Regions from separate parts of the Homo sapiens genome. Here region 2 is linked to region 1. Evidence: chromatin loops called from intact Hi-C (ENCODE). Cell type or tissue: GM12878. All regions are shown on one strand. Links, peaks and the distances in the headings refer to the core of each region. The heading gives the core; the rest is flanking DNA. Region 1 overlaps ANKHD1-EIF4EBP3 (ANKHD1-EIF4EBP3 readthrough). Region 2 overlaps PFDN1 (prefoldin subunit 1).

Evidence for each region. A loop is a pair of places that touch in the nucleus more often than their neighbours do. Peaks named below come from ENCODE experiments on the same cell type or tissue, not always from the same donor. Only the 100,000 strongest peaks of a DNase experiment are listed, where the experiment ranks them.
Region 2: it touches region 1 in a loop (2.2-fold over the local background); 3 of 110 quality-filtered maps call a loop at or near these places.

What each region holds. Positions count from the first base shown.
Region 1 is chr5:140,527,443-140,538,964 of GRCh38, reverse strand. ANKHD1-EIF4EBP3 (ANKHD1-EIF4EBP3 readthrough) reads right to left here. Exons shown (of 36, transcript NM_020690.6): 28 at 10,943-11,092; 29 at 9,169-10,781; 30 at 3,427-3,603; 31 at 1,376-1,576; 32 at 704-879; 33 at 1-46. It overlaps ANKHD1 (ankyrin repeat and KH domain containing 1), which reads right to left. Exons shown (of 34, transcript NM_017747.3): 28 at 10,943-11,092; 29 at 9,169-10,781; 30 at 3,427-3,603; 31 at 1,376-1,576; 32 at 704-879; 33 at 1-46. Among named protein-coding and RNA genes, the nearest start is that of EIF4EBP3, 14 kb to the left of the region's middle. RefSeq lists an enhancer at 5,346-5,405. In GM12878, for the core only: no CTCF peak of the experiment used is centred there; a DNase peak (open chromatin) is centred at 4,954; H3K4me3 peaks cover 1,472 bases; H3K27ac peaks cover 1,988 bases.
Region 2 is chr5:140,245,211-140,256,732 of GRCh38, reverse strand. It overlaps PFDN1 (prefoldin subunit 1), which reads left to right. Exons shown (of 4, transcript NM_002622.5): 4 at 10,676-11,522. The coding sequence ends at 10,759. Among named protein-coding and RNA genes, the nearest start is that of PFDN1, 52 kb to the left of the region's middle. In GM12878, for the core only: no CTCF peak of the experiment used is centred there; a DNase peak (open chromatin) is centred at 5,062; H3K27ac peaks cover 423 bases.

The DNA of each region.
Region 1 (11,522 bases), core at 1,587-9,586:
GATGAGAGGGTATTATGGTGCCTCCATACATGGAAATTGGCAGACCCTAAAACAGCAGGAAAAAAGATTTAATCTTAAAATTACTATAAATTATAAAATTACTATAAATCCCATAATACCAGCTTAGACTTCTCTAATATTCCTCATTTAAAGAACTCCAAAAGATCCTATAAGTACAGTATGGCAGTGTTGAGAAAACAAAATGTTTATCTGCATCTGCAAAGCTTTTCAACAAAAAACAAGAGAGAGAAAGAAACTAAATCCAATATGAAATCATCAGGAAATTTCTCATATTTGATAAAAATAACCTCAACTTTCCCATATTTTAGTTTCATGAATAAGCTTGAGCTAAGAAGAAAATGGGAACTCTACATAATTGATTGCCGACATAAAGCTGTCAGAGCAGACAAGAAAGCATCAGTGAACTCATGGCCAGCTTTTAAGAGGGGTAGAGGCCTCCCTCAAAGCTGTAGTAGCAGAGCACAAAGTGGCAAAACCCAAATCCCTCAGGTGTTTTCGGGGGATGGGGACATCTTCAGGACAAACTACTGTGGACAACTCTGTGCACTCCTGAAATTAAGCAAAAGATCTAGCAAAGCCACAGAAACAAAAGGGAGCATTATTTCAATACAAGGTATTCCTTAATGTGACTACATTGGCTGACAAAGTGTCAATCAAGTTACAGTGATGTTTGTCAACTCACTTTAGAAAAATCCACAAAACCACTTGCCATAGGCTGATGAAAAATGTTAGAGGGGGCTACCATTCCAGAATCATCTCTCTCCATTGGCTGATGTTGGGAGAATGTGCTTGGGTCTGATAATTGTTGATGCATTGGATGGTTCCCCATCACAGATTGCGACCAACCTGATAAGCCTTCTGGAAAGAATAATTGAAAACAAAGTTTTAAATTTATTTGGATAAAACAACAAAACATTACCATTGTTATTACCAAACATGACCAAATGTTACTGAAATCTTTCCTCTGAAGAGCTCAAAGCGTATTTATCACAGTCTTGCTAGCCAAAAAAAACCAGTTCCTGAAAAACTAGGTAAAGTCCTCTGAATACTCCACTTTACCCTGTCTTTTAAAAGATTAAGTACTCTCTGAAAGAACTCAAATGATTATTTAAGAGAGAAAGGACACACACTTTGAATCTTTTGTTTCTGATTAACTCTATGTATTACCTCAACCAATATTCCAGACTCTGAAATTGGACTGAACTCCTCAAAGATATAAACACCCTTCCCTAATTGAGTGTTAAACATAGGAACTAAGTTTTTTTTGTTTGTTTTTTCTAAGGAACTAAGTTTTAATGGCAAACCTACAGCTTACTTAAGATATCCCTCCAGAGAGAGAGCAAGGCAATTGTACCTGACACAGCATTGACACCAAATGACCAGATTCCACTGTGTCCAACGGGAGCGACAAAACTGGTCCCCGCCGGGGCTTGTGCAACAGACCCTCCTTGCCGAATTCGGGCCAGTCTCTCTGTTCCAATTGGGGGAGGTATCTTTCGATCTTGACTGGCACTGACTCCTTTTGGTTGGCCCAACGTTGGTGGGGCAGAAGTGGCTGAAAGAGGTGAAGATGATCCCGAAGAAACAGATGGAATAGGAGAGTCACCTGGTGGCAAAATATTTCTCTATTGTTTTATTACATATAAAAAACTATAAGAATATGAGAAACCTTGTTGGAAAGATCTATTCCACAACATAAGTTCTGTAAAGAAAATTTTCATTTTAAAAGAACATTCAAATAAAACATAATTTCTATAGACATTATCCTACACGATTTCTGCCTATAATAAGTATACAACAGTCTAAAAAATGTTTTCCCAATTGAACTAAACAATGCTAGAAAGGAAGCAGGCCACATTTGTTTTTATTCTAGCTCTAAATAATCTGCTCAAAACATTACTGTCACTTTTTTTTTTTTTTTTGAGACGGAATTCCGCTCTTGTTGCCCAGGCTGGAGTACAATGGCGTGATCTTGGCTCACTGCAACCTTTGCCTTCTGGGTTCAAGCGATTCTCCTGCCTCAGCCTCCCGGGTAGCTAGGATTACAGGCATGCACCACCTCACCTGGTAATTTTGTATTTTTAGTAGAGACGGGTTTCTCCATGTTGGTCAGGCTGGTCTCAAACTCCCAACCTCAGGTGATCTGCCCGTCTCAGCCTCCCAAAGTGCTGGGATTACAGACGTGAGCCACCACGCCCAGCCACATTTGAAAATTAACTAAAATGTGGCAATATTTGCACAGTACCTAGCATATTTTCTAGAAAACATCTGGTGACCCTCTATACTTGTTAGTCTTTTCTTTTTTCCCTTTCTACAGCCCTTTTTGTTTCTATAAGGAAATAAGGTCAAATGTTAGCAAAGCATTGTACGATTTTGATTCACAGCTTTGTTTCTTAATGGAACTCTTGGGTGATTTGGGTAATTTTCCTTGTCAAAAAAGCCAATACTCACTGACTACCTCATGATGCTCATTAAAATAAAATAAAAATCCAATTCCGTTCAATTCCACATACTTCATCTGTTCTAAACATTGAAATAAATAGAACAAAGGGGTCAGGCAGGTGGCTCACGCCTGTAATCCCAGCACTTTGGGAGGCTGAGGCAGGTGGACCACCCAAGGTTAGGAGTTTGAGACCAGCCTGGCCAACATGGTGAAACCCTGTCTCTACTAAACATATAAAAATTAGCCAGGCGTGGTGGCAGGCACCTGTAATCCCAGCTGCTCGGAAGGCTGAGGCAGGAGAATCGCTTGAGCCTGGGAGGCAGAAGGTGGAGTGAACCAAGATCGTGCCACTGCACTCCAGCCAGGGCAACAGAGCGAGACACTCTATCTCAATCAATCAATCAATCAATCAATAGAACAAAGGAATATTTTAACTTATAAAAGGCAATAGTTTCATAAAATGTAAAAATACATGAGAAATCACACCAAACTGACCATATACAAAAATTCAACTTCTTTCCAGATTTAAGAAATAATTTTACAACACTGCTTCCAAAGGGTCCTTTTGTAAAACTACTTGCGGTACTTTTTTTTTTTTTTTTTTTTTTAATAGAGACAGGGTCTTGCTGTTGCCCAGGCTGGTCTCCAACTGCTGGGCTCAAGCGATCCTCTTGCCTAGGCCTCCCAAAGTGCTGGGATTACAGGTGTCAGCCACTGCACCCAGCCTAGTACCTCTTTTCTTGATCCAAGTTCTACTGTAAAACATTTTTGGCTTGAAAGAATAATTCTCAAGTTTTCTATGCTAAAAATGACTGACAATTTTTTCACATGACCACAGAACAAACCTTGGGCATCTGTATACCACTTAGTTTACTAAAGTTACAACATGGTGTTGTAACTGAAATAAATGATTTAATAACTTATTCAAAACTCTTTGGGAAGAGTTCCTCCAGGATTCCTACATGAGTTTGAGGCGCTTGTCCAAGGATGGGGAGAAAAATGTTGTCTGTTGAAACTAGGAGTCCCAACAGGAGCTGGCCCTTGCAGGAAAACCCTTGTTCCTGGTATGCCGGAAAAACTTGCCAGAGGAGCAGAAGAGGAAGATGGGGAGCTGCCTGATGGGTCAATGGATGGTAACCCTGAAATAAAACAGGTCCAAGACATCCAATTAGCTAAAACTTTAAAATTGAAAGCCCAAGAAGACTTCCACCAAAGTGAGATAAGCTGTAAAAATAACCAAACAAATAAATAAAAGATAGCATGTGGCTCATTTTCATAGACCACAGCAAAAACAATCCATCTATGTGATACTGTATGGCCAAATCCATTTTTTCCTTACAGTCCAGAAGAATATCGCCAAACAGCACTAGATACAGGAAAATGGGCTCAATGTTTAAGAGTGTCAGTCACCTGGAGTAATGTTCTAGATGAATCTCAAAGCTTTTAACTGGAGGGGATATGAAATGGGAGTATGCTGTAACTAAGTAGCACCCAACAATAACTCCTGCATTCCCTTTTGTAGTCAAAGTACAGCTTTTCATCTGTATAACTATAGTCATTTTCTATAGAAGATAAGTAACAAAATCTACCAATGTTTCCTTCCTCACAAAGAGGAAAAGCCTACTACTGAGGATAATTTCAGTATTCTATCTGATAGAAAATATCAACAGTTGCAAACTATTATCAAAGTTTCTATCTAGTTTGTATAAATCTGAACTTAGCCATCTTCTCAAATTCCATTGCTTTCTCTGGAAAATGTATTAGGAAAAGAGGATGAAGGTCTGGAAAAGGATTATGGTTTATTATTTCAGGAAAAAGTAGTTAATATCAACATCGACTGTCAAAATTTCTTTTAAGCAGGTCTTATTTTCAGACTTTGATTTCCCCATCATTTAAAAAAAATGACTTCGAGATGTAATTCACATACCATATAATTCACCCATTTAAAGTATATAATTCATTGGATTTTAGTATACTCACAGGATTGTGCAACCATCACCACAATCAATGTTAGAACATTTTTGTCTCCCTTAAAAGAAACTCCATACTCATTACCTGTCATTCACTGGGTCCTCACCCTCATATTTCCATTTCTTTTTTTTTTTTTTTGAGACGGAGTCTTGCTCTGTCACCCAGGCTGGAGTGCAGTGGCACGATCTCAGCTCACTGCAAGCTCCGCCTCCCGGGTTCATGCCATTCTTCTGCCTCAGCCTCCCAAGTAGCTGGGACTACAGGCATCTGCCATCACGCCCGGCTAATTTTTTGTATTTTTAGTAGAAACGGGGTTTCCCCATGTTGGCCAGGATGGTCTCGATCTCCTGACCTCATGATCCACCCGCCTCGGCCTCCCAAAGTGCTGGGGTTACAGGTGTGAGCCACGGCACCCAGCCTCATATTTCCATTTCTAAGCAATCACTAATCTTTCTGTCTCTATAGATTTGCCTACTCTGGACATGTGGGTAACTTAATGCATTTCCTACTTATTTCAGACTTTCATTATTGTGGTAGGCAACAGTAGGCAATTTATTACTGTGCTTTCCTGACAAAAAAAATTAAATTTTCTAGTGCTAACCAAAGTAGATGTTAGCAAAACCTAGAGGTAGTGAGAATACTGAATGTGGCTTTAAAAAGTCTGTAAGTAGGAAATGAATCATTTCTTTCTTTTTTTATTGAAATGAATCATTTCTATAATAACTTCTTGTTTTTTTTTTTTTTTTTTTTTTTTGAGACAGGGTCTTGCTCTCTCACTCAGGCTAGAGTGCAGCAGTGGTGTGATCATGGCTCACTGCAGCCTCGACCTCTGGGCTCAAGCAATCCTCCTGCCTAGCCCCGCTGAGTAGCTGGGACTACAAGCGTGTACCACCACACTGAGCTAATTTATTTTTATTTATTTATTTTTCTTGAGAGGGTGTCTCGCTCTGTTGCCGAGGCTGGAGTCCAGTGGCGCGATCTCGGCTCACTGCAAGCTCCGCCTCCCGGGTTCACGCCATTCTCCTGCCTCAGCCTCCCAAGTAGCTGCGACCACAGGTGCCTGCGACCACGCCTGGCTAATTTTTTTATATTTTTAGTAGAGATGGGGTTTCACCGTGTTAACCAGGATGGTCTCGATCTCCTGACCTCGTGATCTGCCCGCCTCGGCCTCCCAAAGTGCTGGGATTACAGGCGTGAGCCACCGTGCCCGGTCCCACACTGAGCTAACTTTGAAATTTATTTTTTATCAAGACAGGGTCCCACTATGCTGCCTAGGGTGGTCTCGAACTCCTGGGTTCAAGTGATCCTCCTGACTTGGCCTTCCAAAGTACTCAAATTACAGGTGTGAGCCACCACACCTGGCCACTGTCAATATTTTTACAGTGAAATCTGTCAGTCTTTTGTAAAGATCATGATAGCTTTTTTTTTTTTTGGAGACAGAGTCTTGCTCTATTACCCAGGCTGAGTATAGTGGCACAATCTCAGCTCACTGAAACCTCTGCCTCCCAGGTTCAAGCGATTCACCTGCCTCAGCCTACTGAGTAGCTGGGATTACAGGCACCCACCACCATGCCTGGCTAAATTCGGTATGTTTGGTAGAGACGGGGGTTTCCCCATGTTGGCCAGGCTGGTCTTGAACTCCTGACTTCAAGTGATCCACCCAACTCAGCCTCCCAGCACAGGCGTGAGCCACCATGCCCAGCTAATCATGATAGCTTTTAAAGATCATGATGTGCATTTTGGGGACCTAAATGTAGATGCCACATAAATGTACTTTTTAATAGCTTTACTGAGATTTAATTCACAAACCATACAATTTACTCATTTAAAGTTATACTATTCAGTAGCTTTTTGTATATTCACAGAATTGTGCATTCATGACCACATCAATTTTAGAACATTTCTGTTATCCTAAAAAGAAACTCTGAAGCTGGGCATGGTGGCTCACACCCGCAATCCTATCTCTTTGGGATGCCAAGGTAGAATAATTGCTTGAAGCCCAGGAGGTTGAGGCTGCAGTGAGCCATGATCACGCCACTACACTCCAGCCTGGGCAACAGAGTGAGGCCCTGTCTCAAGAAAAAAAAGAAAAAGAAATTCTGCACCCCTAAGCTATCACCCACCCTCCAATCACCCCTTCATCCTAGGTAACCACTAATCTACTTTCTGTCTCTATGGATTTGCTAATCTGGATGTTTCACATAAATGGAATCATAAAATAAATATCTGGTCTTTTGTGACTGGCTTCTTTCATTTAGTAAAATGTTTTCAAAGTTCATCCATGTTATAGCATGAATCAGTACTTCTTTTTTTTTTTTTTTTTTAAGACAGAGTCTCGCTCTGTCACCAGGCTGGAGTGCAGTGGCGCGATCTCAGCTCACTGCAACCTCCACCTCCTGTGTTCAAGTGATTCCCCTGCCTCGGCCTCCTGAGTAGCTGGGACTACAGGAGTGCACCACCACACCCAGCTAATGTTTTGTATTTTAGTAGAGACAGGGTTTTACCATGTTGGCCAGGCTGGTCTCGAACTTCTGATCTCATGATCCAACCACCTCGGCCTCCCAAAGTGCTGGGATTATAGGCGTGAGCCACCGCGCCTGGCCCTTTATTTCTTTTTATACCAAATACAAAATATTACATTCTATAGATATACCACATTTTGTTTATCTGCTTGTCAGTTAATGAACGTTCGGTTGTTTCTACATTTTGGCTATTATGAATAATGTTGCTATGAACATTGGTGTGCCAGTTTTTCTATAGACATATATCTTCCCTAGGAGTAGAATAATGGGATCATATGATCACTCTTAACGTCTAACTTTCTGAGGAACTGTGAAACTGTTTTTCCAAAGCAGATGTACCATTTTACATTCCTACCTACCATGTATGATGGTTTCAGTTTCTCTCTATCTTTTCCCATCTTCTTAAGTATTACTACTTTTTTTTTTTCCTGACAGTCTCGCTCTTTTGTTCAGGCTTGGAGTGCTGTGGCATGATTTCGGCTTACTGCAACCTCCATCTTCTGGGTTCAAGTGATTCCTGTGCCTCAGCCTCCCAAGTAGCTGGGACTACAGACCTGCACCATCATGCCTGGCTATTTTTTATATTTTTAGTAGAGATGGAGTTTCACCATGTTGGCCAGGCTTGTCTCAAACTCCTGACCTCATGTAAACCACTCGCCTCAGCTTCCCAAAGTGCTGGGATTACAGGCATGAACCACCACGCTCAGTCGGTATTACTACTTCTTACCTGAAAACTAGGAAAGTAAACTATATCCGTGAAAAGAGCATCAACAAAAGAAACCATACAAGCAGTTAAGAAATGGGGCCAAGATTATTAATCCTAGGCCCTAGAAGGAAGGTCAAGGATTAATGCTTCCTATCACATCCTGGGTACTGGAAATGAGCTCTTCTTTCACCCTGGGGCTTCTCAAAGTCTATATTACTTTCCCCAAATGAAAAGTTGTAATAGATGCCTATTTACAGAGAGGAATGGAAAAAATTTAGAGAATATTTTGGACCATAGATAGTCATATGCAGGCTTCTATTTCTATTTGAAATACAATATAACAGCTATGTTTTCCTGAAAAGACAAGTAAATGGAAACATATCTGAAATGAAAGCTAGGGCTACGCCATATTCATAACTCACAAATAATTTTAAACAACATAGGTCAGTTTATAATTAGCAACAAAGTAGCATGGAATATGGGGCAGTTTTCCAACTGGAAGAGAAATGCTAAGAGGCAATAGTGCCATATTCTGGGTCGGCCACATTTTTAATTTGTTTTTCAGAACAGTGCAGATTAGACTAAAATTTGGCTCTTAAACCATAGAAAATAGATTCTGGTTCTCCAAATATCTCCAAGCCAAAACTGACCTCAGATCTGTCTATATATTTCTCATAATGCCTCGGCAGCTAATTTATAATTTCAAAGAAGCAACAGCTAAATCTACACTGGTCTTTCAAAAGTAAGAGCCTATAAATGACTGGGTCTCTTCAAATAGCTGTATCTAGGCTGGGCACGGTGGCTCACACCTGTAATCCTGGCATTTTAGAAGGCCAAGGCAGGCGGATATTGCCTGAGCACAGGAGTTCGAGACCAGCCTGGGTAACACGGCAAAACCCCGTCTCTACTAAAAATACAAAAAATTAGCCGGGCATGGTGGCGCATGCCTGTAGTCCCAGCTACTTGAGAAGATGAGGAACGAGAAATGCTTGAGCCTAGGAGGCGGAGGTTACAGTGAGCTGAGACTGGGCCACTGCACTCCAGCCTGGGTGATAGAGTGAGACCCTGTCTCAAAAAAATAAAATAAAATAATAAAAATAAAAAATAAAATACATAAAAAACAAATAGCTATACCTAAAATAAACAAGAGTACTATTAAACAATGTAAATTATGAACTTGTGCCTAAACACCTTTGCAACTTCAATTTTTTAAATCTAAGAAATGCAAACAATCACTATGATTTTTTTTTTAAGTCTGTAAATTTGGAATCCTTGAAACATCCCTGGAGTTTTTTTTATTAATATGAATAGACACCAATTCCAAGAAAATGGACTTACACTATGGTATAACTTCCTTACTATGAGGGACAGAAAAATCATAGAGAGAATCTAAAGCAGCTCATTATATGTGACTGATTTACCTCTTGCTACTTTTTTTGTCCACTTAAGGTGAGATTAGGCCATAGGAGCTCCAAACTCAACTGCAGCAATAGTTAATAACTTACCAACTGGACTAGTAGAAACTCGCTGGGAAGGTGGTCTGAAGCCAGGTGCCTTTGAGTTATCAGGGTGCATGTTTTCCAAGTGTCCAAGCACTGAGTTACCCAGGAACGCTGACTGAACAGTGAAAGAGGCATCTGTAGCAACTCGTGAGGACAGTGGACCATCTCCCCAGCCCTGGTTAGCTGGCACCTGACTACTATCAAAAAGACTGCTGAAGTGATTGAAAAGTGTGGCTGGGCCAAATGTAGGTGGCAAAGACTTATTTGCTGGGTTTATGTGCATCTGAGAACCATTCATAATGTTCACAGCTGAAGAAAGCTGCACTGCAGCTGGTGGGCCTTGAGGTGGTGTTAAAGTAACTGGATTCGTAACAAAAATAGACTGGGGATCCTGGTGAATAGTTGCATTTGGTACCATGGAGTAAAAAGAACCTCTGGGCTGCATTCGATGAGAAACTCGAGGTGCTGGTACAGCTAACTGAGGTAAATTACTGGTGTCCTGATTATCAGCAGCAACCATTCTGGGTGATGTCAAAGTCAATGGAGCAGGTTCTGAGTTAGATGCAAAAGGCATTGACATAGGACTTAAATCAGACACACTGGATGGCTGTGCCTCCTCTTGTGTGTTACTGGAAGTAGGAGTGGGACTACTGGATGGGTGAGTTTCTGGAGCTCCCGGGGTGTTGCTGGCAGAGCTACTGCAACTGTTTGCAGTTGAAGATGGGGTACATAGGTTTGCCATGGGCTGGTCCTGTGTGGACACTTTCTCTTTGGTGGGTGGCACAGCAGAGAAAGACTCCATCTTTTGTGAAGAAAGCTGTGCTTGAGAAGTACTTGCAGGTAGAAATGTGGTGGGAGCTTGCCCGCTAGTGATAGGTGCAGAGGAGACAGAAGGCAGGGAACTACAAGTGCTTGTCACAGAAGAAATCACTGTTGCTGGAGGACTTGTCTTAGGCACACAGGCAAACAACTGCTTTCTGACTGATGAAGGAGTCCGGGTATTAGTGACACACAGTTGCTGACTGGCAGCAACTACAGAAGAGACAGTGATAGGACAACTGGCAGTAGCTAGTCCAGCAGACTCTGAGGGTAAAACAGTCCCGTTCTGGTTAGGTAGACGGCTTGTGTTATTATGCTTTGGAGAGCTATTTGTGTTGCCAGGATTCACAGGTCTCACTGGGAATGGTCCCCATGTGTTAGGAGAAGGTGAGAAGGTTCCTCCAAACTGGGCCATGGGTAAGCGAGGATGCCGAATCTGTTGCATAGTTTGAGCAGCCAGCAGGGCAAAATGAGGGTGAGGATAAGCTAAGGGTAGAGAAACTGGGAAAGAAGAACGTACATTTGTTGGAACATTCTTATTAAGTTTATTAGCGGGCTGGAACGTAGATAACGTTGTTGCCTGTGAAGTTACAAGAGTTGGAGCACCCAAAGGAAATGCATTTTTACTGGAAGCTGCTGTGGTACCTACTCCAGATGAGAAGTTAGCATGAATTGATTTGGTGCTGGCAGGTGTTCTGATATGATTTTTAGGAATCAAGTCTTCCAGTTCCTTAGCAGGATCTTGAATGAGTGCATTGATTAGTTGAACTGCATATCTTGTTGATTCTGTGCCACCCCTAAGGGAAAAAAAAAAACAGAAACAAGACCAAAAACATTAAAAAAAAAAAAAAAGGTAATCTTAACCATCAAATAAAGTTCTTAATTATACCATACCTGACAAAGGTATGCTTCTTATAATTTCTACTCAGAACTAGCAGTATACATTTTGCACAATTACCTTATTGTGATCATTCTCTCGCCATTCTTATCTTTTTGTTTATCCACATCAATATGGGCACCAGTAACATCCTGTATTGCAGTGATGTTGCATCCTCCTCTTCCCATTATCCTCGACACCACTGAGGCTGGAACAGACAATTTCTTTGACCTATAAAATGAAGAATACACATGAGCTTATGAAATTAAATGTCTCTTTATTAAGAAAGATGTCTTAGTAAGTATGTTCATGGACATTTTGGAGAATAACATTTCTTAAATGCTAAAGAGGAAATTATTAAAAGTTTTTATTTTAGAAATTGATCTCTTGTAATATTGAATTGAATTTAGTAAAGTTAAAAATTACATTGCTCTGCAGTTTCAGAGAACCTAATTTTAAAAATTACACTGCCATTGAAAACAAAAATTATATTTAAATCACTCACAATATAAGCATTCAAATCTGCCCAAAATATTACACATCAACTAAACTGCAATGACCCTGTTAAAATAATGAATACCATATTATTAAAATCCACACAGAATAACTATGCTAGCATATTCATTTTAAACCAGTATCAACAGCTCATACTTAGCAATAA
Region 2 (11,522 bases), core at 1,262-9,261, 280 kb after region 1:
AGAAAAAAATCAGGGATGTGCCATGTAGGGTCATTCTTGAAAAACATAGCTTTTTTTTTTTTTTTTTTTTTTTTGTCATTTTTTGTTTTTTACATTGAGCAGTTGGATGAGTGCCATTCACTGAGATGGGGAAGTCAGGGAGGGGTAGGGGTGGGGGTGACCATAAATCAGTTGTGTTTGTTTTAAACATATTAAAGTCTGGGTTTGACATCAAAGAGGATATGTTTTATAAATAATTGGATATGTTAAATCTGGAATTAAGGGGATATAGGGTTGGAGATACAAATTAGGAGTCATATAATGTTTAAAGCTATGAGATGAGAGTATTGGTTTTGTTGTTGTTGTTGTTGTTTGAGATGGAGGCTTGCTCTGTCACCCACGCTGGAGTACAGTGGCTTGATCTCAGCTCACTGCAACATCTGCCTCCTGGGTTCAAGCGATTCTCATGCCTCAGCTTCCCAAAGTGCTGAGATTACAGGTGTGAGCCACCACACCTGGCCGAGATGAGAGTTTCTAAGAGGGAGTGCAGATGGGGAGAAGAGGAGGAGTTCCAGGACAGCTTCTTGGGAAATGCAGCATTCGGAAGCTGAGCAGAGGAGGGGTAGTCAGCAAAGGAGAACTTAGAAAGAGTAGCCAGTTATGTCGGAGGAGAATAGAAGTGTGGTGTCATGAAAGCTAGAAGGAGAAAGTGTTCCAAGAACTGTGTTGAACACTGTTGAGAGGTTGAGTAAGATGACAGAGAAGCACCCATAGAGATCATTGGACTTGAATCACAGCCAATTCATTAGAGGAGGTAGAAGTGTGATTGGAGAGGTCTGAGGAGCAGATAGGAGGGAAGACAGGGGAGGCAGCTGCCTTAGAAAACCGATTCAAGAAGTTTTGCAGAAAAAAGGCAGTACTTTCAGGGGACTGAGAGGTAAAGAAAGGGTTTTTTAATGGTTTGCCTCACCAAGAAGGATCTTGCAGAGTAAGAAATAGAAGATTAAGAAGAAAGGAAGGTTAATGGTAAGAGTGAAGTTTCTGAGAAGGTATGTGGGGATGAAATCATTGTCTAAGTGGAAGGGTTGTGTGTGTGTTTTTGTTTTGTTTTGAGACAGGGCCTTGCTCTGTCACCCAGGCTTGAGTGCAGTGGCATGATCACGGCTCACTGCATGCAGTCTCAACCTCCTGGACTCAAGTGATCCTCCTGCCTTAGCCTTCTGAGTAGCTGGGGCTACAGACATGCACCACCATGCCCAGCTGATTTTTTTATTTTTGTAGAGATGGGGGTCTCGCTGTAGAGATAGGGTCTCACTAATAGGTGGGTGATATTCTCGGCCAGGGTTCTGTAAATTACAGCCCAAGGGCCAGCTGGTCTCAAACTCCTTCCCTCAAGTGATCCTCCCACCTCAGCCTTCCAAAGTGCAGGGTTGTATTTTGATTCCTTTAAAAACACAGTACAGGGATGCTATCAATTTTAACAGTAGAGAAAGAAGAGACTATACATACAGGTGTAGGTCGATTAGTAGATTTGGTAGAGGGAAGATAGAGTTCTTATGAGATTTATTTTCTCAGCTGAGAGGAGGGAGAATAGGCGATTTGAGGAGACAAGACAAAGCATGAAATAGTTATTTTGGAGAGCAGACAATGAACATATAAAGGAGGTTTAATAGAATTTCCATAGTGCCCATTTGGGATTCATGGCTCTGAATTTAAAGTGAGACCATTCAGCACAGTTTAGCATTTTCCTCCAGCAACATTCAGCCACTCAGGTGAGGCATGGAGTGGGTAGATGGTTGAGTTTAATCTGGGTTGGCATTTTCCCAGGTAAGTGCAACAGAGGGAGAGAGGGACATAGGTGAAAGGGTAAATATAAGGAGAATAAATATAAATGATGGACTATATAAGCAAAGCTGGGTAGGAAGGGAAAAGCCCATGGAAGCATAATGGAAAATGAACAAGTTGTTGCGTGACGAGGTTGAAGAAATGCTGGAGCGAGAGTATCAGAAGTGACCTGGAAGAATATGAGGTAGTGGTGGTGAAATGGACACTTCAGAGGTGTGCAGCTTCTAGTGTTGACAAGACCTAGGGCATGACCATGGACCAGGTGGCTGAGGTGGGATAACTGTAAAATTGTGAGGAGAGAGGAGGCTGTGGTATTGGGTGGGTCATCTACATTCTTGTTGAAGTCACCTTGAATGGTACAGCTGTGGTGGAGAGGGAGACAGGGAGCCACTGATGATGACGGATAGTGCCCAGGATACTGGAAGATTGAAGCAACAAGGAGGGGGGAGTCCGGTGGCTAAGCATGATGCCATGAACTTCAAGGACCAGGGTTTATGAAGGATAAAGGAGGGGAAATGGTTTGGCAGTGAGCTGAATGAGTGGATGGAAGGATGGACAGATGGAAATGTAGGCTTTTATTAGGCAGCTTTCAGTGAAAGTTAAAAATCTCTAACTGCTGGACTCAGTCCTACCCTTTAAAGCCCCATCTTTTTAAGGAACAGACACTGGCAAACCACCGCCTGCCCCGTCCAGCCCACTGCCTGTTTCTGTGCTTTCGAAACATAGCCGTGCCCATTCATCTGCACCACACCCATTTGTTTACACATTGTCTGACTGCTTTTGTGCTACAATGGCAGAGCTGAGTAGTTGTAACAGAGATAACCCCACAGTGAAAGCCTGAAATATTTATTATCTGGCCCTTTATAGAAAAAGTTTGCTGACTCCTGATTTAGAACAAAAAGTTTGAGTCTCAAACTTCAGTGTGGGTCACAGCCACCCGGGAGGGATTGTGAAAACACAGATTGCTGTAGTCCATCCCCAGGGTTTCTGGTTCAGTTGGTCTGGGTCGAGGCATAAGAATATGCCCTTCTAATAAGTTCGCAGGTGATCCCGATGCTGCTGGGAGAGGACTGCACTTGGAGAGCCATTGCTTTCTATAGTTAAGGTAGTGATAGATTCCTTCTTCCCTTAATCTTCTCTGAACCAAAAGTCCCCACCGACTTCAGCTGCCCATCGCTTGACCCCATCACTTGACGTGATTTGCTGGCTTGTCATCATCCCTTTTACACCTGGTGCCTGCAGATGGTAGTGATTCTTTGGCTGAGGCTTGATCAGCACCATATTGCATTAGGACAGTTGCCGCTCCTGGCTCTGTGCTTCACTCTGAGCTTTCTATCTGGTCATTCCCAGGTTATCTGGTAGGCTGGGCTTTCTCTGGGACTCACATGAAGCTGATGTGTTAGGGAGGGCAGCAGTAGGTAGAACTCACCTAAACCTCAGGGGGACCGAGCAGCTAAACACTGTTGTTTGAAGAAGAATTTTTTCCCCTCGTGTATATCTGCTGTAAAGTGCTTGAGTGGTGTAGGGGTTCGGGTTCGTCTTGGCAGACTGAATTGGGGGTGCTAGCCAGCATGTGATCATAGGTGGGGTTTGGGAGTCTGACCCCATATGGTAGCAGTGTCAGTCTGTCGGCAGGTAAAAGCACACCTGGGAGGAAAACAGGTCAGCGCTTAGCTGAAGCAAGTCTTTTGTCCCTGTCCTTCAGCAGAAAGACCTCTGAAGGGTCTTTTCTGTCTTTCTTTTCTGAAGGATATTTCTAAAGTAGTATCTAGAAGATGCAGGGACAGTAACTCCTTCCGAGATTTCTCTTTATTCTCCTGCTCCATGCCTAAGATTGCTTTATCTTTCTTTGATTTGTCTCCCAGCGGTGTAGCTCAGTGGTTACCATATCGCCTAGCTGTGTCCTCTGGTGAAGTGGATGCACCCAGATGAGTTTACAAGTGGGCATATCCGTGGACCGCTTAGACCTGTCTCTCAGGTGTGGGGTTTTGCCTGCCTCTGTTGGCCCTCCTCACCCATCCAGGCTGGCGGCTCAGGGCACATGTGCCCTCAGGGCTCTGCCCTGCCCCTGCCTGCTGCAGCCGTGGCCATGCTGTCCCATTTTCCATCCTGCCTTCTCTGATTGTGTCCTCTTGTTGCCTTTTTTTCTGTTTTTGTCTTGTTTCCCCTGCCTTCTACCAACCTTGTCCCCCATCAAAACATGCTTCTTCAGCCCTCAGTGAGTTCTTGGCCTCTTGCCAAACATCCCCATTGTGGGCAGTTGGTACCCTCTGACCATTTTACAGATCTGCCAGTGAGCGAACACGAGAATTAGTGAGGCTTTGGGTTTTTAATTTGGAAGTCATGGTAGAGACAGCGAAAAGATGGCCATTGCCTTCAGTTTTTTTGATTAATAGTAGAGCTTGAAGTTGGTGGTGGTGTCCAGGAGCTGGAAGCTGTGGATTTTACACAAGAGAGAAGTATGTGACCAAGGCAGGTCACACTCAGGGTCAGAAACCGTGACTCCCAGCAGAGGGTCTCTGAGGACTTAGCTCTCACAGAATATCAGGAACAGAAGGGAACCTAAGTCTGCCTTGTGTGTTGCCTCCGATGCCTGGATTGGAGGGCAGGAGATGAGCCAGCAGGGCTATTTTTATTCAGATAAAAGTACATATCCGTATACATCCATAGTATGTCTCCCCTCTCCTCTGAGCTCCATTTAACCTGTTTTGTTTGTTTAGTCTTTAAGGCAAGAGTTCATGTGAAGAAAGTGTCGTGTGGCTAAAGTAGAAATGGGAGTGGGGTGGGGGTGGAGGGATGCACTGGTATTGCCCAAATCCTCATCTTACAAATGGGAAAATAGAGGGACAGAGAGGAGAAAACTCTTTTCAATACCCCAAGGCAGGATAAACAGGAAAGAAAGAAAGAAAGAAAAAAAAAACTAATTTAGAGAAGGAGAGCTGGAGACAAAGTTCCTAAGAAAAGAAAAAAGTCTGTAGTGATAGCGTCACAAGATGTATTACCTCAGGAGTCTATTTGAGAGATTGTGTCATGTCAGAAAAGTTCTAGGGACTGGAGCCTCTTTCCTTGGTAAGAGGATGAGAATGAAACACCAGCCCCTCAGTCTGACTCCTGGAAAAAAGAACCTCAGGCCGATGAGCAATAACTCCAACAATGTCATTTCCCTGGCCATGCTGAGCCCCACAGGAAATCTCAGAGTTTGTCATCACGGCAAGGGCCCACAAGAATGTCGCTGCACCCAGAGCTTTGTGGTTTGATGCCACTAGAGACTTCCCTTGTGAAAGCATTCTGAGGGAAATTGCTCGGCAAGACAGAAAGATGCTACAGTGAGATCAGCAGATGCCCTCCCAGGACTGCTGGTAGTAAGTGTGGATTTCAAATGTCACTCCTAGCAGCCCTGAGGCTGACATCGGATAGAGCAGTTCCTCAAGGATTTCAGAGTCCAGGACATGGGAAATTGGGGTGGTTTGTTTTTTAGTTTTGCAAGTTGACCTGATAAAGCATTAAGGCCTGTTAGGGCGTGTTCTGTTTGTGGAAGCAAGGCCAGATCCAAAGCCCCCACTGGGATCTGTAACGTTTGAGTTTTATTATTTATTTATTTTATTATAAATCAGTAATTCATAATTGTATAGATTTATGGGGTAAAAGTATTATGATTTATAAATATAATGTGGGCTGGGTGCAGTAGTTCACATCTGTAATCCCAGCACTTTGGGAGGCTGAGGCAGGTGGATCATTTGAGGCCAGGAGTTCGAGACCAGCCTGGCCAACATGGTGAAACCCCGTCTCTACTAAAGATAGAAAAATTAGCTGGGTGTGGTGGTACTCACCTGTAATCCTCAGCTACTCGGGAGGCTGAGATGGGAGAATTGCTTAAACCTGGGAGGCAGAGTTTGCAGTGAGCCTAGATCATGCCATTGCACTCTACCTTAGGCAACAGAGCAAGACCCTGTTTCAAAAAAAAATAAAAAGAATATAATGTAGAATAATTAAATCAAGCTAGTTAACATATTCATTACCTCAAATACTTGACATTGTTTGTAGTGATAGGTTGGAGTTTTAAATCTGTGTATATCCAGGGGCAGGGGGTGAGAGGGCAATGCCGAAAGCTGAAAACCACCTTGAAGGAAAATGGTCATTTTCTGCCTTTGCTTCTTCTGTTGGGCGTTCCTTGATTATTCAAGTTGGGAGGGAAAACTAAAAAGTGTGTGTACATCAGTAAGGCGTCATTTCCCACACTAAAGCACTTTATTCAACAAACATTAAATTCCTATTATGTGCCAGCCATTCTTCTAGACGGTAGGACCGTATCAGGTGACAGAACAAAGTCCTGCCCTTGTGGACCTTTCCGTCTCATAAGGGAAGCCAGACAGTTTCTCCTTCCTGTGGTGGAAAGAGCTCTGGAGAAGAGTCAAGGTGAGGAGAATAGGGAGTATTGGGCAGCATGTACTCAAGAAGGCCTCGCAGATAAGGTAACATTTGAGAAAGCCCTGAAGGAAGTGAGGGGATGAGTAATGTGAATATCTGGGGAAGAGAACTTCTACATGGAGAGCACAGCGAAGGGCAAAGGCCAGGCAGGAACATACCTGGTGGATTGGAGGAGCAGCATGGGAGGCCTGTGTGACTGGAGCTGAAGGAGTGACGGGGAAGAGTTGTTGGAGGTGAGGTCGGAGATTTAGCTGAAACCAAGACCATGCATGCATGGCTTCTTGGAAGTTGAAAAGTACTGTGGTGTGAATAGTTGTTTCTCCCTAAAGTCTTTGTTGAAATCCTAACTCCTGAGATGATGGTGTTAGGAGGTGTGGCCATTTGGGAGATGAGTAGGTCATGAGGGCAGAGCCCTTTAAATGGGGTTAGTGCCCTTACCCAAGAGCACAGCACCGCACTGGAAATGAAGGATGCCCCTGCTGTGGTGTGCATAGGGTTTCTTTGCCCCCTGGCAGGTCTCATGTTGAAATTTGGTACCCCCAGACCCCCCCAACCCCCGCAAAAAAATTTGATCCCCAGTGTTGAAGGTGGGGCCTGGTGGGAGATGTTTGGATTATGGGGGCGGGTTTCTTGTGTATGGCTTGGTACCATTCTCATGGGAGTGAGTTCTCATGCTTTGTTTCTTCACTGACTGGCTGTTGAAAAGAGCCTGGCACCTCCTCTCTCATTTCCTCTCTGGCCACATGATTTCTGTACAGGTGGCTCCCCTTCGCCTTCCACCACGAATGCAAGCAGCCAGAAACCCTCTCCAGAAGCAGATGCTGCACCATGCTTGTATAGCCTGCAGACCTGTGGGCCAAACAAACCTCTTTTCTTCATAAATTACCCAGCCTCAGGTATTCCTTTAGAGCAACACAAACAGACTAAGACACCCGTGGAGACAGAGGCCTCCCAAGGTTCTTCTGCACTCACAGGACCAATCCTGCCACGCCTCTGACCATACTGAATTGCAGAGGCCTGGGTAACTGCCCTTAAAACTTTATAAGCTAGGATCATACTTATCCCCAAATAATTGTGGTAGAATTGGTGTCTGGGGGCATCCCTCATTTCAGGTATTGTGTTGGTTTTCTACTTGGTTTTCTACTTGTATTTGAAGCTACCACGAATTGGTCTTCACAGCATCTTGTTTGGACACTAATGATTGGATTCAGGGCCCACCCTAATATAATATGATCTCATCTTAACTTAGTTACATCTGCAAAGATCCTCTTTCCAAATTACCAGAGATTAGAACTTCAGCATATCTTTTTGTCAAATTCAGTTCAACCCACAACAGGTGCCTTGTTCTGGGTTTGATTATGATGAGAGTCTTCTGGGCTTAAATATGCTTGGGGACTGAGACAGGAATTATTGAAATACAGTTAGAAAGGTCCACTATGTTAGGGATGTCCTGTCCTGTTGGAATTTTTTCTTTTAAGAAATGTCTACTACGTTTATTTAAACTAATTAAAAATTTAAAGATGAAGGCAGTATCGTGGCACATGCCTCTAAGGCAAGAGGATTGCTGGAGCCCAGGAGTTTGAGGCCAGCCTGGGCAATATAACAAGACCCCATTTCTAGAAACAAAACAAAAATATAGATAGATATGTTAATTTGCATCATTGTTTGGAAACCTGAAGACTTTAGGATATGCAGTGGTAAAATTCATCAAAGTGTTAGAAAGCAGAGATTTTACAGAAGAAGGAATTTTTAAAGCTGAGAGGTATAGCCTGAGTTTGGCTGGGGAGTCTGGGTGGGAGGGCAGAAGAGCTCTTGCTGATGTTCCAAGTTGATGGTTTTGCCAGCTGTGGCAGCAAGTTGGCAGAGATTGAATGCAACAGACCAGAGTCCCTGGGCCCTGGCGGACTTTTGTAGGAGGAGAAGTGGGCTTATTCCATTCGCCTTTCCCCTGCATTCACATGGGGTCCACAGGGTGCCCAGGTGGTGTATGGCACCGAGCTATTGCTCCCCTCTTTGTGACACCCAGTGGACATACATTCTTTAGTGTGTGTCAGGGCTTACTAGTATTTGCCTTTTTTCAGCTCACCACAGTTAAAGTCTAAGAGTTGTTTATCGGCCTGGCACGGTGGCTCACCCCTGTAATCCCAACACTTTGGGAGGCCGAGGCGGGCAGATCACGAGGTCAGGAGTTTGAGACCAGCTTGGCTAACACAGTGAAACCCCATCTCTACTAAAAATAGAAAAAATTAGCCAGCGTGGTGGTGTGTGCCTGTAATCCCAACTACTTGGGAGGCTGAGGCGGGAGAATCGTGTGAACCCGGGAGGCGGAGGTTGCAGTGAGCCGAGATGGCGCCATTGCACTCCAGCCTGGGCAACAGTGCGAGATTCCGTCTCAAAAAAAAAAAAAAGAGTTGTTTATCAAAGGAAGTTTAAATTCCCACTCTGATATCACAGTGATAGGACTGTATTTGGTTTAGCAATGTAATTAAAATTCCTTAGCAGCAGTATGCATTTGCAGGCATTGGATTGAATGGTTATCATGGTCACCATGAGTTGGAGTTTTGCTCTTGTTGCCCAGGCTGGAGTGCGATGGCATGGCCTTGGCTCACTGCAGCCTCCGCCTCCTGGGTTCAAGTGATTCTCCTGCCTCAGCCCCTAAGTAGCTGGGATTACAGGTGCCCCCACCACACCTGTCTAATTTTTTTGTAGAGACAGGGTTTTGCCATGTTGGCCAGGCTGGTCTTAAACTCCTGGCCTCAGGTGATCTGCCCGCCTTGGCCTCCCAAAGTGTTGGGATTATAGGCATGAGCCACTGTGTCTGGCCATGAGTTTTTATGGAGCTCCTGTTGTGTTCCAAGGAATTCTCTGCAACTTAGGACAGATGGGAGATGAGTAAAGAGGGTTCTTTCTAGCCTTAAGGAAATTTGAAGCAAGGAGAGGACAGACAGGAATCAGAGGTTCACGGAAGAACTGATAAAGATTTGTGTATGCCACATTTGGCTTCTGTAGGAAAAAGCCTCTATATGTATCATTTAATAAATAGCTAAGCGCGGTGGCTCACGCCTGTAATGCCAGCACTTTGGGAGACCGAGGAGGGAGGATCGCTTGGGTCCAGGAGTTTGAGATCAGCCTGGGCAATACAAAAAATAAAAAATTGAAGTTTCTCATTTCTACAAAAAAAAAAAAAAAATTAGCCGGGCATGGTGGTACACATCTATAGTCCCAGTGCACCTAGAGTCCCAGCTACTTGGGCTGAGGTGGGAGGTAGAGGCTACAGTGAACCGTGATTGCACCATTGCACTCTGAGCTGAGACCTTGTCTCAAAAATAAATAAAACATACAAACAACTAATTAATTGGACAGAGAGCTCACTTGTCCTCTGCCCTAAACTCTCCCTGCTTCCCTGAGTCCTGTGGGCACTTTAATGGGTGGAACAGAATCAACAGGTGCTTGGGTGAAGGGGGTGGAGGTGAGAGAAGGGCCTGGGCTGCCTGGTGACTGTATTACTGGTTCCAGTGTGGCTCAGTCACATATGCCCTGGGAGGTGATAATTTTGAGTATTCCCTCAGGACATGAATAGTATTCCTCTAAAACGGAGGCTTCATTTCATGTCTGTTAACTGGGAATACAGCCACAACTATGTCCTCGGGGCAAGGACCACTGGTAAAACCACCATACTTCTGGGGTGAGCACAGGGCAAATAATGTACAGACATCATTTCCTTTGACTAATCTTTGAAATCTTGGCTCCTGAAAGTAGTGAAAGTTCTTTGTCTAAGCCGAGATTTTTAATTTAGGACCCAGATGGAGTAGAAGGTAAGCCTCCAAAAGGTCTGCTTTCCTCAGTGTTTTAGTGTCCCAGATTCCTGGCAGGCAGCAGTCTCATTAGAAAAGCAGATTGCCTTCTGACTCACCCACTCAGTGCGATGCGAGACAGCCCCACAGCCCTCACAGCAGCCCATATTCCTGCTGGACAGGGCAGAGCGTGCACCATCCATTTTATAGCTGCAGTGGCTACAGACGCCTGGCCCAGGCCATGGAAAACCTTGAGAGGAGATAGTCTGTTACGGACAGGAGCTTTGTCCTGGAATTTCCTGGCCTTTGTCTGTCTGGGATAACTTCATGTACTGAGACGCCTGTTTTTTAGAGTCTTCTTCCTTCTGGGGGAAGAGTGCTACTGCCTGTCCTCCACAGAGCACTTTTGCTTCTACCAAAGCCATCTTCTCCCTGCTGCCTGCCCGTGATCACCCATGGTTCGGAGGTGAGGGGAGCACTGTGGGCAGGTGTGTGTACCTGGCTTGCAGTATACTCCTGAAAGTTGCCTGTCACAAAGGAAAAGCCATAACCATTGGACATCAAAGCTGTGTCTTCCAGCCCGGCCCATTCACTCTGGTCCTAACCTTTGTCTGTCTCTCATATTGCAGCAGAAAAAGTCCTACCTGGAGCGAAGCGTTAAGGAAGCTGAGGACAACATCCGGGAGATGCTGATGGCACGAAGGGCCCAGTAGGGAGCCTCTCTGGGAAGCTCTTCCTCCTGCCCCTCCCATTCCTGGTGGGGGCAGAGGAGTGTCTGCAGGGAAACAGCTTCTCCTCTGCCCCGATGGATGCTTTATTTGGATGGCCTGGCAACATCACATTTTCTGCATCACCCTGAGCCCCATTTGCTTCCCAGCCCTGGAGTTTTTACCCGGCTTTGCCTGCCACCTCTGCCCAGGACACTCTTCCCTCTCGGGATGTGTGATGAACTCCCAGGAGAGGGAAGATGGGAGCCAGGGCAAGATAGGAAGCTCTGCCTGAGCTTTCCACTAGGCACGCCAGCCAGACCAATAAAAAGCGTCTGTCCCACTCTGCTAAGCCTGGTTTTCTTGAGCAGAGGGATGGAACAGAGGGTGAGAGAGGCAGTGGCCGTCTCCACCTCAGCTCCTGCTCCCTCTGCATCAGAGCCCTTCCTTTCTTGGGGGATGGGCCTTGCCCTCTTCTCTTTTCCCTTCCTGTACCTTTGACTAACGCTCAGCTTCCGGGCCTGCATGCAGTAGACAGAAGAGGAAGAAAGAACAGATGTTCACAGCTGAATCTCAGTGAACAGAATAGCAGTCCCTGGATGGCAGTCTGCCTAAAGATTCCTTTCCCTGCCTTCTCCCATACATTCCAAAAGGAAGTTCAACAGTAAGCAGCACCTCCAAGACTGTCTCCTTTTGGCCAATATCATAAGATGGACGCCATAATCCTGAGGCCTCCTAGAGGCTGAGGGGGCAACGGTGTGATCCAGCT